Linked DNA regions of Mus musculus: region 1 is linked to region 2. Evidence: chromatin contacts called from ENCODE Hi-C data. All regions are on one chromosome and are shown on one strand. Each heading gives the region's core, a stretch centred on a gene start or an enhancer-like site at or near the end of the contact. The rest is flanking DNA. Distances are from core to core; before and after follow the strand shown.

Evidence for each region. A loop is a pair of places that touch in the nucleus more often than their neighbours do.
Region 1: a loop to region 2 is called in a map of v-Abl transformed pro-B cells, with 2.6 times the contacts of the local background. The contact joins the enhancer-like site here to the promoter of Eya3 in region 2. A Hi-C loop is called at or near these places in 1 of 37 maps with a recorded cell type or tissue (v-Abl transformed pro-B cells).

What each region holds. Positions count from the first base shown.
Region 1 is chr4:132,933,328-132,940,747 of GRCm38, forward strand. No RefSeq gene overlaps it. Among named protein-coding and RNA genes, the nearest start is that of Fam76a, 14 kb to the left of the region's middle. Within about 2 kb of position 5,089, at least 1 of the 3 ENCODE cell types and tissues checked has a DNase peak (open chromatin) inside an H3K27ac peak, as active enhancers do.
Region 2 is chr4:132,635,989-132,642,889 of GRCm38, forward strand. Eya3 (EYA transcriptional coactivator and phosphatase 3) reads left to right here and starts at 3,058. Exons shown (of 17, transcript NM_210071.2): 1 at 3,058-3,167.

The DNA.
Region 1 (7,420 bases), core at 3,839-6,338, 300 kb after region 2:
GCTCCAGCACCATGTCTGCCTACCTGCAGCCATGCTCCCCACATGTCCATGGACTCACCCTCAGAAACTGCAAGCCCCCAAGAAACTCTTGCATCTATAAATCGCCTTTGTTCATTTTTGAGAAGAGTCTCCCCCTGAATCTGGAACCCAGTGGTTAGTCCAGAGTTAGATCAGCGAGTCCCTGGGGTCTTCTTGCCTCTGTCCCAGCACCCCCATGGCTGGACTTCAGCTGTGATACCATGCCCAAGCTGCTCACATGGGTGTAAATGAATTATGCTTGATATAAATATAAACAATGGATTAGTGAGGTGGCTGTATTCTTTACCTTATGCTATCCCCCAATGACCACACAGGAAAAATAAGACTTATTCAAAACTGCACCTCGGGGGCTGGTGAGATGGCTCAGTGGGTAAGAGCACCCGACTGCTCTTCCGAAGGTCCGGAGTTCAAATCCCAGCAACCACATGGTGGCTCACAACCATCTGTAACAAGATCTGACGCCCTCTTCTGGAGTGTCTGAAGACAGCTACAGTGTACTTACATATAATAAATAAATAAATCTTAAAAAAAAAAAAAAAAAAACTGCACCTCAATGGCTAAATGGTCTACCTTTCCCTCCTATGCTAATCTGGCTCCCTCCCAGCTCCAACCCATGATATTGATGATGATGATGATGATGATGATGATGATGATGATTATTATTATTATTATTATTATTATTATTGATCTGGCTCTTCAGACCCCTTCTTCATGGCTCCAATTCCTCCATCCTGACGCTGATTCGAATCTCCTTCCTCAGGTCGGTGGACGTCCCGCCCTCTTCTTTCTTCTACCCTACCATTGGCTGATCAGCATTTATTGACATGACAGAGAATAAATGGTAAGAACTGTTTACACAAACTTGAGACAGGAGATTCTTGGTATGTAAGCATTACGATGCCGCCGTGACTGGATTGAAACAAGATATGGGAGCAGAGAAGTCAGCATTTGAATAACACAAGGGTAAACTTCACACAGTGTATAAAAACATTATGCTTACGCGTGGGTCCTGAGGCTCACGCCCTCACGCATGCGTAACATGCACGTTACTAACTGAGCTATCTCCTTGGCTCCCATTCTCATACATTATAAGTAAATGCCCAAGTGCAAGCATAGACTAAGCTAGGCCGAGGTTTGTTTTTATTTGTTTGTTGTTTGAGACAGCCTCTCACTATGAATTCCATGTCGACCTGAATTTACTGTGCAGCCTATGCTATCCTCAAACTGTCAGCAATCCTCCTGTCTCAGCTTTCTTAGTGTTTGGGCACTAAGCACCGCACATTTGACTTCCAATTTGCCTCTCAGTCCAAGACCCCAGCCTCCAGCTTCACTGCCAAACATCACAGGCGTCTCAAGCCTCACTGGGAGTCATGTTATAGAGTTTTGTCATGAACTCCATTAAGCCCGTGATAATGGGGACTGAAGCAGCTTCCGCACTGGAGTTTGACCTAACTGAACCTATGCGGCTCTGGTTTCCCGGGCAACAGTCCGCTGGAGTGAGCTAACACCATCCCAAGGTGCAGGCAGCTTTGGGATTGCAGCTACCAGAAAGCATCCAGCTATATCTCTCCACCCAGGGTCTGCTTCCTAGGGAAGCTAGGCTGACATTTAGCAGGGTGGGGTTTGAGGGTTGTGAAAAGCAACTTGAAGGGAAATCAGGACCTCACAGCTGGTGGCAGGGATGGGAACAGCCTCAGCCGTCACTGGGCATCCCAGTTATTTATTGAGTCATTTACTGGTGAGGAAGAGTATATCAAAAAGTCAACTCCAGGACAAGATGCTAAGAGGTAGACTCCCAGAGGACTCAGAATAGACTGTCTCCCATCACCAAGGCCAGGTTTTAGAAGAGAATGAACAGGAGGACCCTGAGGCTAGGGATTAAGGCTATTGATGTGGACAAATCTAAGTCTCTCATGGACTCCTGGTTTCTGGGGGGTGGAGGCAGCTCCTTCCCCGTTTCCAGGGAAAAGCAGTTTCCTCTTACCCAAGAGTATACAACGGTCTTGTGCAAAGCAGGGGCTATCTCTCTCTCTCTTCAGATCTATTTCTGCCACACTCAAAAAACTGGGTTCCTGGTGACTGGTGAGTGGAGCAGGTTAAGAAAGGACCCAGGAAAGCAAGATGCATGTCAGAGGGCTTGGATGAGGTGGCTTACAGTTCTGGGGACTTGCACCTGACAGTGAGCATGACCCGAGCAGTCCGGAAACCTGATAAGATTGACAGGGACTGTGTCTGCCAGGACCACTCTTCAGTGACCCTCTTGCAGATGCATGGGGCTGGCCTCTCATAGACACTTTCCAAAGATGGGCAAATCCTTCCCTTTTGTGCACAGGACAAGCCTCACCCCAAGAGATGTCCTCTAGGGCAGGATGTAGCTCACTGGTACAGTACTTGGTTAGCGTGTATGAAGCCCTACATTCAACCCTCAGTTCACCACACTCCTCCTCCTCCAGAAAAAAGGAGATATCCCAACATTAACCTCCATGTGTGCTCGTGTGCCACCCATGATAAGGATAAGCACACCCATACACACTAGTACACATGAGCATACTTGCTCTGGCACACACACACACACACACACACACACACACACACAGATACACAACAATGGAGACTTGTAGTCTATTTTCCTTGTCCTTGGGTCTAGATTGGCCTTATGACTTGCCCTCACCAACAAAAGTTGGTAGAAATATCACTGTTCCAGTTTCAGGGTAGCTTTGTGGTTGTTTGTTTGTTTTGTTTGTTTGTTTGTTTGTTTTGTTTTGTTTTCTCTTGCTTTTGGTTTTGGTTTTTGTTGTTGATGGTGGTGGTGTGGCACTTTTTTGTTTTGTTGTTTGTTTGAGACAGGGTTTCTCAGTATAGCCCTGGCTGTCCTGGAATTCTCTCTGTAGACCAGGCTGATCTTGAACTCACAGAGATCCTCCTGCCTCTGCCTCCCAAGTGCTCAAATTAAAGGTATGGGACCCCACACCTGGCTGAAGACAGAATCTTTTAAAATTTATTTTATTTTGAATGATATGCATTTGTGGGAAGACAGCGTATGCATGCGTGAGTGTAGGTCTTCACTGAGACCAGAAGAGGGTATCAGATCCCCTGGAGGTCAAGCGACTTGCAGCTGTGAGCCACCTGATATGGATGCTGGGAACTGAACTTGGGTTCTGTGCAAGAGCAGTATGTGTTCTTAACCTCTAAACCATCTCTCCAGCCCAGGAGACAGAATTTTTCCATGTAGAAATATTTCTCCTACACTTTGATCGAGTGGCCTGGTAGGTGCCAATTATGAGGGGTACCCAAGTCAAGCCAGAGGGGTTCAGATCACAAGACAGGCCAATTAGATTGGATTATAAGATCCTGCTGGTAGGAGTTTTCTCGGGGTCTCTGTAGGAGTCAACAACTCTGCAGGAAATCTCTGACAGCCTCAGTAGGAGGTCCACCGTGAGGACTCCTGGGACTCTGGAGCTCAGCCACGGTCACCGTGATCCATCTGGACAAAGAGGCTGATGTGCCACGGGGCCCCTGAAGTGACTAAGATCCACGAGAGATACTCTCATGGAAATGGATAATAAGATCCAGAGAGATAGCTCAATGGATAAAAGTAGTTTCCACATGGGCTGGAGAGATGGCTTAGCAGTTATGAGCACCGCTAAGGTTACAATGCCAGATAGATACATTATCCAAGCTAGATCTCACCAGACAGCACTACAGCATTCTAGCATCTGACAGAAGCGGCGCACCCACAGCTGGGCCGGCTGGATCCAGAAGGTGTGAGATCAAACGCCAGGAGGATCTGGCTCTCTAGTGTGGTCTTGACAGCTTACCTTTGACCTGCCCCAATGGTTACCAGGAGGGCTCCTGGCAACCCACTGATAACAAGAGGGGAAGAGTTGAATCCAATTCACAAGTCAGATGGACACAGATCATTCTATTACAGACTGTGAGAGTCCCTCCAGGCGTGTAACCACGACAAGCCTACTTCTCCATCCTCTGCATGGAGACGGATGGGTGGGAGTAAGCATACTCCAGCTCCTACCAGCAACATGCGTGTCTTGTCAAGGGCATGGAATGAACAGGACTGAAAGGCTGGGGAAAAGTAGCGTGGGTAGGCACATGTACATGAAGTGGGTGCAAAGCACTGGGCCCTCCGTTGCACATGAATACTGACCAGAGTCCATGTGCAGAGGAGGTGCCCAGCCACTTCCCACCTATGGATGTCAGCTAGCCTCTACATCTCAGCCCCCTGCCTTTGCAGTAGACTTTGTAAGAGTCTCCATGGAGACAGTGATGGGGCTTTGAATGGGCTGAGCGGCTAAGGCTCTCTCTTCTGGGGGCTGAACTAGCAACCGCCAATAAAGGGCCAACCTTCCGCCAGTAGGGGCCAAAATGGCCATGTTGCTCGTAGGCAACATCCATCCACCCAGTGGCAGGGTGGCTACATCAGACCCTTTCTACTTTGGGGTCAGGAATAATTCTAATTTCCAGCAATTCCTATGTTCACCAAAAAATTACCCAGAGTGCTTCTGCAAGTAGCACCACCCAAAGGCTTTCAGGAATGCTCTGTCTGAACCAGAGCCATAGCTCAGTGGATAAAAGTACTTGCCACGAGGGCTAGAGAGATGGCTCAGCGGTTAAGAGCACCGACTGCTCTTCCAGAGGTCCCAAATTCAATTCCCAGCAACCACATGGTGGCTCACAACCATCTGTCATGGGATCTTGTGTCTTCTTCTGGTGTGTCTGAAGACAACAACAGTGTCTCCACATACATAAAACAAATAAATAATAAATTTAAAAAAAAAAGAAAAGAAACAGCCTATGGCACTTTGTAAGACCATTTGGAATTGGAAAGGCCTCATGTACACAGAGTGCTCTGAGCATGTGCAGGTCCTGTCATGCAGCAAGTGCCCAATAAACGCTTTTAGTGTTAATTGGGTTGGGTTGTGAAAGATCTTTGTGCCCTAAGGGAAGCTGGTGGTCAGCTCCACTAAGCCCAATAGGGCGGTGGCTCCCACCATGGCGTGACAGGCTTTCAATACTCTTGGCTGTTCCCAAGGTCCCCGGCTTGAATTACAATCTTCTGCCAGCAGGCAGGGCACAGATGCTGGAAGACAGGAGACCAGAAAACTCTGCATCGTGCAGGAAATGGAAACTCTGATGGGGATTGGCTGCCTGGGGCAGAGTGGAGGGGATCCAACATGATTATAAAAAGCCAGCCTTCAGCCAGCCAGAAAGGAGCTCTCTCGCTGCAGCTCCAATCTATCAGCAGGCTCAGGCTCCGGGCAGGAACTCGGCTTTTCTTCTCTCCTCCAAGGTAAAACCAGGAGGCAGGAAGTGTGGGTGCAAAGCTGCCCCCTCCTCTGCCAAGGCGCCTGCCTGTGAGCCTGAATGCATGCGTATTAAGGAGGCAGAATCCTTGGGTTCCTTTCATGCCCTGGGCTGTGACTAATACGAAGGTAGGGCTTTCAGCAGATGGACTGTAAAGCTGTGAGAGCCACAAAATCTAGCTAAGAGTTGTCATTTCAGCTGCCTGTGCCCTTAACCCTACTTCACTCCACCTCTCTAAAATGGAAAAGGCCGGCTAACATGGCTCAGCCAGTTAGGGTGATTGCTGCGAAGCCTGACCATGAGAGTTCGATACCCAGAGCACACACGGTCGAAAGGTGTGCTACTGCTGCTAGCTGGCCTTTTACTTACATACATGTGCCTTGGCATGTGCTCCCCTTCAGACCAGTAAATAAACAAATAAACAAAGTAACCAAATAAACGCAATTTTAAGGGAGATTAAGACACCTTTCCTAAGGTCCTGTGCAATAGCAGCAATAAGTACTCTTAACCACTGAGTTTACGATCTCTCTAGCCGCCATTATTTACTAATGCTATTACTACTACTACTAGGACGACTGTTGTTATATTATTATTAATTAATTAATTAATTATTAGGTCTCACTTTGTAGTCCATGCTGACCTGGAAGTCACTAAGATGTTCCGGAATCCTCCTTCCTCGGTCTCCTAAGTGTAGAGATGACAGGCGTGAACCACCAGACCCTGCTAACAGACACCTATTACTGGGTCCATTCGACCTGAACGTGTGACCACCCGGTGGGGGCAGAACTTGTAGAAAGGATACGGATGTGGCGTGGCTCCCGAAGCAGGGTTCTAGTCTCAGTTTATCAGAACATCCCCAACCCACATCAAATCGGAAGGAGAAACAACAGGGTCTGAAGGCCGCGGGTCTTCCTTTTGGAAGGAAGGTCCGTGAGAGGCGCCACCGTGCGGCAAAAGAAGGTATCGCTGTTATACTCTCTGCCTCTTGGAGTGGATGGGGAGGCTTGCAGGTCAGAGACCCAGCTTCAGACGGGTTAGGGCCACGCGATGAGACGCTGGTGGGGGGATAGAGCTTCGTGATCCCTGCCATAGAGACTCAGGTATGTTTCTGCAGTGGGGTGGAGGGTGGGGGTCACTACATCCAAGAGGGGCACAGAGTTAACCAGGATCCCAGGAATGAATCCCTTCTCTGTCAGTTCCGATGTTTTTACCAAGATGCATGCAATGACGATTCTGAGTCATCACTTGCCAGTGAAGTCTCACGGCTACCAGCACAGTATCTGGGGGGAAAGTCCCTTTCCTTTTATGAGATGCTCCAAAATCATTGGGTCCAACCTCCTAGCTCTAGACACAAAGTAGGTGACACACACACACCTTTCTTCCAACATTCATACTTTTGGCTTTGTTAGCTCCCCTTCAGGCAGAAAAGAAACTCAGGGAGCCCAGAGGACAGTGCTTTGGGGTCCTGGCTCTCTGGGGTATATGGAAGCAGAGAGTCAGAGGGTCAGGCATTTGGGACCCTTCTTACGTTCCTACCTTCTGTGACACCCCAGCTCAGGGTCCTTGGTTAGGACTCGAAGGCATCAGCCTTATAGCTTGGCTTTGATACGTTCTCAGTACCAAGGGCTGCATTCAAACTCCGTGAGTACCATTCCGAAGCTCTGTCTTCCAGCCACTTAAACTAGGTGCCTCATCTGTCCTCATCTGTCAATGGGAGTGTCCATTCTCAGCTTAGCTGGGCATAGCAGCCCACACCTGCAATCCTCGCTAGCACTTAGAAGCAGAAGCAAGTGGGTCTCTGAGTTCAAGGCCAGCCTTATCTACACAGTAGGCTCCAGGCCAGCCAGGGATGCATAGCAAGACACTGTCTCAAAACAAAAAGGCTGAAAGGGAAGATGGAGAGGCCTTGGCTGAAGATTGGATTAAGCTGTGAAATGATGCTGTTCTTTTGAACTCTCCAGCACCGTGCAAGGGAGGTTTCCACAGCGGCAACTTTCACTATCAGTCACTGTTAGGAACATGGCATGAGGGATGGGACATAGCTCAGAGGTAGAACATTTGG
Region 2 (6,901 bases), core at 1,808-4,307:
ACTCAGTTGTAGTTTCTGTGTGTACTTGTAAGACTCTACGTCAAGCCCTATAGTTTTTGGGTTTTTATACGTTTGTTTTTGAGACAAGGTCTCAGTACTGAGACTGGGCTGACCTCCAACTTGGAACAGTCCTCCTGTCTCTGCCTCTGCAGTACTGGAATTACAGGCTTGTGCTACCATGACCTCAAAACACACAAACAAATACAAAGCAAGATGGCTCCAGCTAGAGGTCACTATGTGAGAGGAGGCTAGGCATGCAAACTGAGAGAGAGTTGGGAAAGACTGGTCAAATGAGACCAGTAAGGAGCAAGAATTTCTTTCCTTAAAAGATGCCAAAGACTGGGAGTGGTGGGGAATGTCTTTTATCTTAGCAGTAGAGAGGCAGAGGCAGGCAGATCTTTGTGAGTTTGAAGCCAGCCTGGTCTACATAGAGAGTTCCAGGACAGCCAGGGCTACATAGTAAAACTGTATACATATATGTACATATGTCTATATATATACTACAAAAACAGACTTTTTTTTACATTATCGATTTACCCATGTATATGTGTATGAGTCTAAGTACAGCTTGTATGGGGGAGAGGGGATAGGGAGAACAGCTTGCAGAAACTGGTTATTTACTCCCGCCATGTGGGTCTTAGGGATTGAAACCAGGCCACCGAGTATGGAGGCAAGTATCTTTACCTGCTGAGGCATCCTGTCGGCCCTAGAGCGTTGTTTTGTAATTGCTAATAAGCATAGGATTGATGTGTATGTCCAGTGTGTACTTTGGGAAGAGTGTCTGGGGACATCACATTGTTTGTGGGCTCCCTCTGGTGGAGCTGGTGGTTCATGTCAGTCAAAAAAAAAAAAAAACAAACAAAAAACAAACCAATGAGCAATTAATCTATGCTTTCATGAATTGACTGTTTACTATGTAACATATGTTACATAGTAACATATTGCTAAACATTGCTAAAATACACCCCCCCAAAAAAAAAAAAAAAAAAAACATGCCAGTAGGGCACAGACTCACACCTGTGATTCTAGTACCTGAGAGAAGAAAGCAGAGGAATCAGGAGTTCAAATCCATTCTCAACCACAAATCTAGTTGGGACACAAGAGACCTTATCTCAAAAACACAAAACAAAAACCAAACCAAAAAAAAAAAACCAAAAAACCAAAAAACAAAATCCCAACTAACCAACCAATCAACCACTCCTCCAAACCCAAATCCAAGCCCTTGCAGAACTTATATTCTGGTGGGGAGACCGTACGCCAACCCCCCAAGAAACTGATTGGACAAACGTCATGAGAACAATTATCAGGGGGTAGGAAAGTACAAGGGAGACAATCGCTCCTGTTCTAGCACAGCATCAGAGGCGTCAGAGGCGGTCTCAGTGAGAAGGCTCATTCGAAGATGTAAAGGGGGTGACAAGGTGAAAGAAAGAGCTGTCTCAGGGAAAAGTACTCTAGGTAGAGGGAGTAGAAAGCAGACAGCACCAGAGCCTGCCTGCAGGCTGGGAGAACAGCAGAGGCCAGTCTGTTGTAAGTGGAAGGAAGGTAGGACAAAGTAGGTTAGAGTTCTACTCGAAGAGTAAAGTCTTCTGAGTCCTGTAGGTGATGTAAGGATTTTAGTGTTCACACTGAGACAGAGCCATTGGAAGAAGCACACGATCTGATTAAGGCTTTCACGGGAGGCTCTCTTCTGTATTGAGTATAGGGTAGCAAACATGAATGGGACCCTCAGAATTACATACTGACTGTGGTTCATACCAACACAGGTGGAAAATGGTCCGATTCTGCAAAGACTTTGAAGACAGCATCTACTGATTGTGCTAAGTAGGTGTGATGTGTGAGAAAGAGCAGTTAAGATGCTCGCTCCCCAAAAAGTAGTTGCTTAGAAAATTGTTGAAATAGAAGCAGTTAATAAAAATCTTTTATTTTTATTTGTATTGAAAAGCTAGGTTTTTGTTTTTTAAACTTTGTGGGTTAATCTAATATTTGTAATTCTGGGTCTTTTTTTCTTTTTTTTAAAGATTTATTTATTTATTATATGTAAGTACACTGTAGCTGTCTTCAGACACTCCAGAAGAGGGAGTCAGATCTCATTACGGGTGGTTGTGAGCCACCATGTGGTTGCTGGGATTTGAACTTTGGACCTTCGGAAAAGCGGTCCGGTGCTCTTACCCACTGAGCCATCTCACCAGCCTGGGTCTTTTTTTCTTGAGGGTCTTTCCCTTCAAACATGAATGGAATTGAATACACTGACAACTATACAAAGCCTGTCTTCAACTCCATTCCTCGTCCACACTTGAGTTGTATTTTAGAATTAATGAAGCATTAAAAAATGTTTCTGAGCTAAGAAGGTGGATCTCTTGATTTCGAGCCCAGTCTGATCTTTAGAGGGAATTCTAGGCCAAGGTCCATAGAGAAAAACTTTTCTTGGAAAAACAACAACAAAAAACCACCCCCACACACACCAAAACAAAAACAAAAACAAAAACAACAAAATGTTCCTGAAAACAATTTGCACAAAATGAAGGCAGCTGCAAGTGTAATATAATACTAGGTATAAACTAAATTTTCGGATAGAAATGTTCACTTTGAGTTAGCCTTTCAAGTGTCTTCAAAAGTTCCCATCCATTTTTCCTCTCCTAGTCTTTCTAACTCGACCAATTGCAGTCAACATTTTTCAACTTCGTCGTCCCTTTACGGTAGGAATCACACACATTTTTTTTTTTTAGAACTTACTTTCAAAGATGAGAGCGGTGGCTGGGCATGGAGGCACAAGCCCTAGGCTGAAGGAGGAGGGTCCCCAGTTCGAGATCAGCCTGATCTGACTTTGTTTTGGGGAGGGCGGGAGTACTTTTCACGAAGGCGGCGGCAATTTAGCAGCACCAGCATCCTCGGAAAGTCATCTCGTGCGTAAGATCCAGGGAGTCAATCACGCAACTGGGTCTGCGAGGTGGGCGGGACCTAAGCCTTGCCCCGCCCCGAGACGATTGACTGGTCCTCTGGGTTCTGTCGGAACGGGGTGTGGATTGTTAGGCGGTCCCGCATCTACTTCCGGTGGCTAGGGATGCGCATCCGGGTCACGCTAACGCCGCGGTTTCCGCCACTCTGTTGGTTCCAGAGTGGGTCCGTAATCGTCCCATGTCGTGCTGGGCAGTGTCTGCAGCCGTCTGGTGAGTCCCCGCCGCCGCCAGGGTGTGAGCGCGGTGGCTCGGGTGCAGCGTTCGGGGTCCCGGCTGAAGAGGTCCTCCTTGGTCGTGCTGGGTAGGGGGTCCCGTCACCGTCCCCCTCGTCCCTGCCTGCCGGTCTGCCCTCGAGCTTTTCCCGGGCGTCGCTCTGGCCTCGCCCCTTCTCGCCTAGGCGCCGGGTCTCTGCCTCCCCCTTCTCTCAGCACTTCTTCCCGATCCACTGTTTTTCCACCCGGAGCGTTGGGGTTCGGCTCTGTCCCCCAGCCCTCCTCGCCTGTGACCCTTCCCCCCTCCAGGGACTGGTAGATGACAAGAGTGTTGCGCCTGCCCTTTCAGAGCGAGAGGGCTTCCTCCGAGTCCAGATCCTGGCCGACTGCTCCAGCTTGGAGGCGCGAGGTTAGACTTGAGGTCGCTTCCCCAGTTAGAGAACAACAAAGGCGTCCCCAGGTCCTCGCACTGCCTCAGTTTGCTGGGCTCTCTGGGCAGCAGCGAACAGGTGGCGGACTCGCTGGCGGGCTTGTGAGATCTCCTGAATTGACAGGTCTTCGTCCTGTCTGTTTTGAGTCCTCTGTCCCACGAGAATGGATGTGCACAGCTGAGGCAAAAGTGCGGATGTTCTTCACTCTGCATGGATTTAAAGTTAGAGGACTCCGGGTTTCTAAACTTTTAAACGACTGTGATGTGGTGTGGTGTTGCTGTTTTCTGCCAAGATTCACCAATGTAATATCATTTTCCTTATAAGCCAGACATTGTTTCTTAGAACGTTCTTTTTAACTTCTTTTTCTCTAGTGTTGCTACCATGGTTTAGAAATCATGATCTTAGCATTTTAAAATTTAAGACATCTTATCTTACATTTTCTGGAGGTTTAAAATCATCTATAATGTGAAAAGGGTTAGACTTTATAATGGTTAATGTCCTGTTTCTCAAATTTTGTGATCTAAGGTATATCTAGAGGTACAAATTTGGATAATTCTTTTTTTTTCCTCCCTTCCGGTTTTTGGGGTGTTTGTAGCATATCATTGCAACCATCATTTTCTTTTCGTCATTTTGTGCGTGATCAGTCTAAAATTCAGTATTAATAATTAAATATGTACAGAACAAATAACCGCGTTTATTATTGGTTCCTCTTGGCACAGTTCTCCCTCATATACACATAAGAGAATAGAACATAGACTGCCATATTCCAAAATTGGGCCACTCCCTTCACCTATTTTTAGCAAAGGACTTTGGAGCTTGGCCATGTTAGTCCTAGATGCCACAGAGAAAGACCCTTCTGGTTGGCTTTCAGGATTAACCTGGCCAGGGAAGCCCCTATGAACATTTATCTGTCCTCCCCTGCACCTACACAAACTGGGAAGAGGAGCCTTTGTTCAGCCTGACCTCCTCATTTCCCAGCAACAACCCCAGTAATCGTAGCTGCTCCGTTGACTTCTTTACCTCGAGGTTTGACGAATATTTCTTTTTTTACATATATAGTTGGTGCACAACTTTTTTTCATTTCTGAACTTTATGTTCCTTTCCACCCCTCCACTACCGTCTTCCTCTCCTTCCCTCTGTTTTTGTGGTGTGTTTTGACCCTAGGCTGTTACCTGGAACTTTTGGGATTTGCTATGTAGTTTGGAGATGGCATTGAACTCGTGATCCTCTGGCCTTCTAGACTCTGGGATTACAGGTCTGTTCCACTGTGTTTGATAGTTTTGGGGTGGGCAGGGTTGGGTTTTTTGTTTTGTTTTGTTTCTTTATATACCTCTGACTGTCTGACTGTCCTAGACTCACTTTGTAGACCAGGCTTGCTTCAAATTTACAGAGATCCGCCTGCCATTGCTTCTGCAGTGCTGGGATTAAAGACACACACTACCATGCCTGGCCTACTCGATTGCATTTTAAGCATATTTTCAGTCTGAACCTGGTGAGGTTTTTATAGCCTATAACCAAAGGGAATTTAGAGTTTAAATATACTCCTTCATTGATAATCCAGCTTTAAGAATTAATGATGGGCCAGTTGCAGTGGTACACACCTTTACTCCCAGCACTTCGGAGGCATAGGCAGGTGGGTATCTGGGAGTCCCAGAACAACCTGATCTGCAAAGTGAGTCCAGGACAGCCAGGTCTCTGTTACACAGAGACATCCGGTCTCAAAAAACAAACAAAAAAGATGATGTTTTTCTTCTTTTTTTTTTTTTTTAAAGATTTATTTATTTATTATATGTAAGTACATTCACTCCAGAAGAGGGAGTCAGATCTTGTTACGGATGGTTGTGAGCCACCATGTGGTTGCTGGGATTTGAACTCTGGACCTTCGGAAGAGCAGTCGGGTGCTCTAACCCACTGAGCCATCTCAGCCCGTTTTTCTTCTTTTTTTTAAAAAAAAATTTCTTCTTGGACTGGAGAGATGGCTCAGCAGTTAAGAGCACTGACAGCTCTTCCATATATGTTCTGAGTTCAATTCCCAGCAACCACATGGTAGCTCACAGCCATCTGTAATGGGATCAGATGCCTTGTTTTGGTGTGTCTGAAGACAGTGGTAATGTGTTCATATACATAAAAATAAATAAATCTTTAAAAAATGTTTTTCTTCTTTTTAATATGACTGCCTGGTACCCTCAGAGGCCAAAAGAATGTGCTAAGATTCCCTGGAACTGGAGTTACAGATGGTTGTGAACTACTATGTGAATGCTGGGACTCAAACCTTGGACCTCTGGAAGATCAGCCAGTGCTCTTAAACCACTGAACCATCTCTCCAGCCCACTAAGATCATTTCTTAAAAAAAGAAGCTCTGCACTTGCATTCAGAGCGATGGGTTCTAGTTCTCTGAACACTGTAGACTGTGCGCACAGCATAGTCTTTGTAGGTGATTCTGATGGACTTAGGTTATAGGAATGAAACCGTTAGGATTAAAAATACACGCCATGGCCAGGCATGGTGGCACGGGCCTTTAGTCTCAGCGCTTGGGAGGCAGAGGTAGGTAGATTATCTGAGTCCCTGGCCAGCCAGAGTTGCAGAGTGAAGTCTCCAAAACAAAATGTATAACCTGGATTTATCTTTTAAAAGGGACCAGAGAAACAAACTGTTAGTGCAGAATAAGTTAGATTTTTCAAGTGATACTTTCCTGTTGTGATCTATATTGTTCATAGGAGTCCCTAAATGAGGTAAAGATTTGATATTATTGGTGGAGCATCAGTGTTCATCTCCCTGCATGTGGGATAGAACACGGGATGTGGGATAGCCTTTCTAGCTACTGAAGAACTTGCCTTTCTTACTTAGCTGCTGTCTTGGTCAATGCTCTGTTGATGTGTGGAGACACCATGACCAAGGCAACTCTTATGAAAGAAAGTATTAAACTTGGGACTTGCTTACAGTTTTAGAGGGTTAATCCATGATTATCACGGCAGGAAGCAGATGGGGAGAGGACGTGCAGGAGCTCAGACTGAGTCTTTTGAAACCTTAGAGCCCACCACCCCCAGTGATACATCCCCAACAAGGTCACCCTCCAGTAAGGCCGCGCCTACTCCAGCCTGGCAACATCTTCCAGTCCTTCCCAGTTTTATTGAGCTCCAAGCATTTAAACATATGAGCCTATGGAGGCCATTTGTTTTCAAACCACCACGGCTGCCAACTCTCCAGTCACCAAAGACACTGTGCTTTTAAAGCTACGAAGAAAAATCAGTGTAGGTTTTCTGTAGCACTGTTTACCTTACGATTGTTTCAGTTTTTAAAC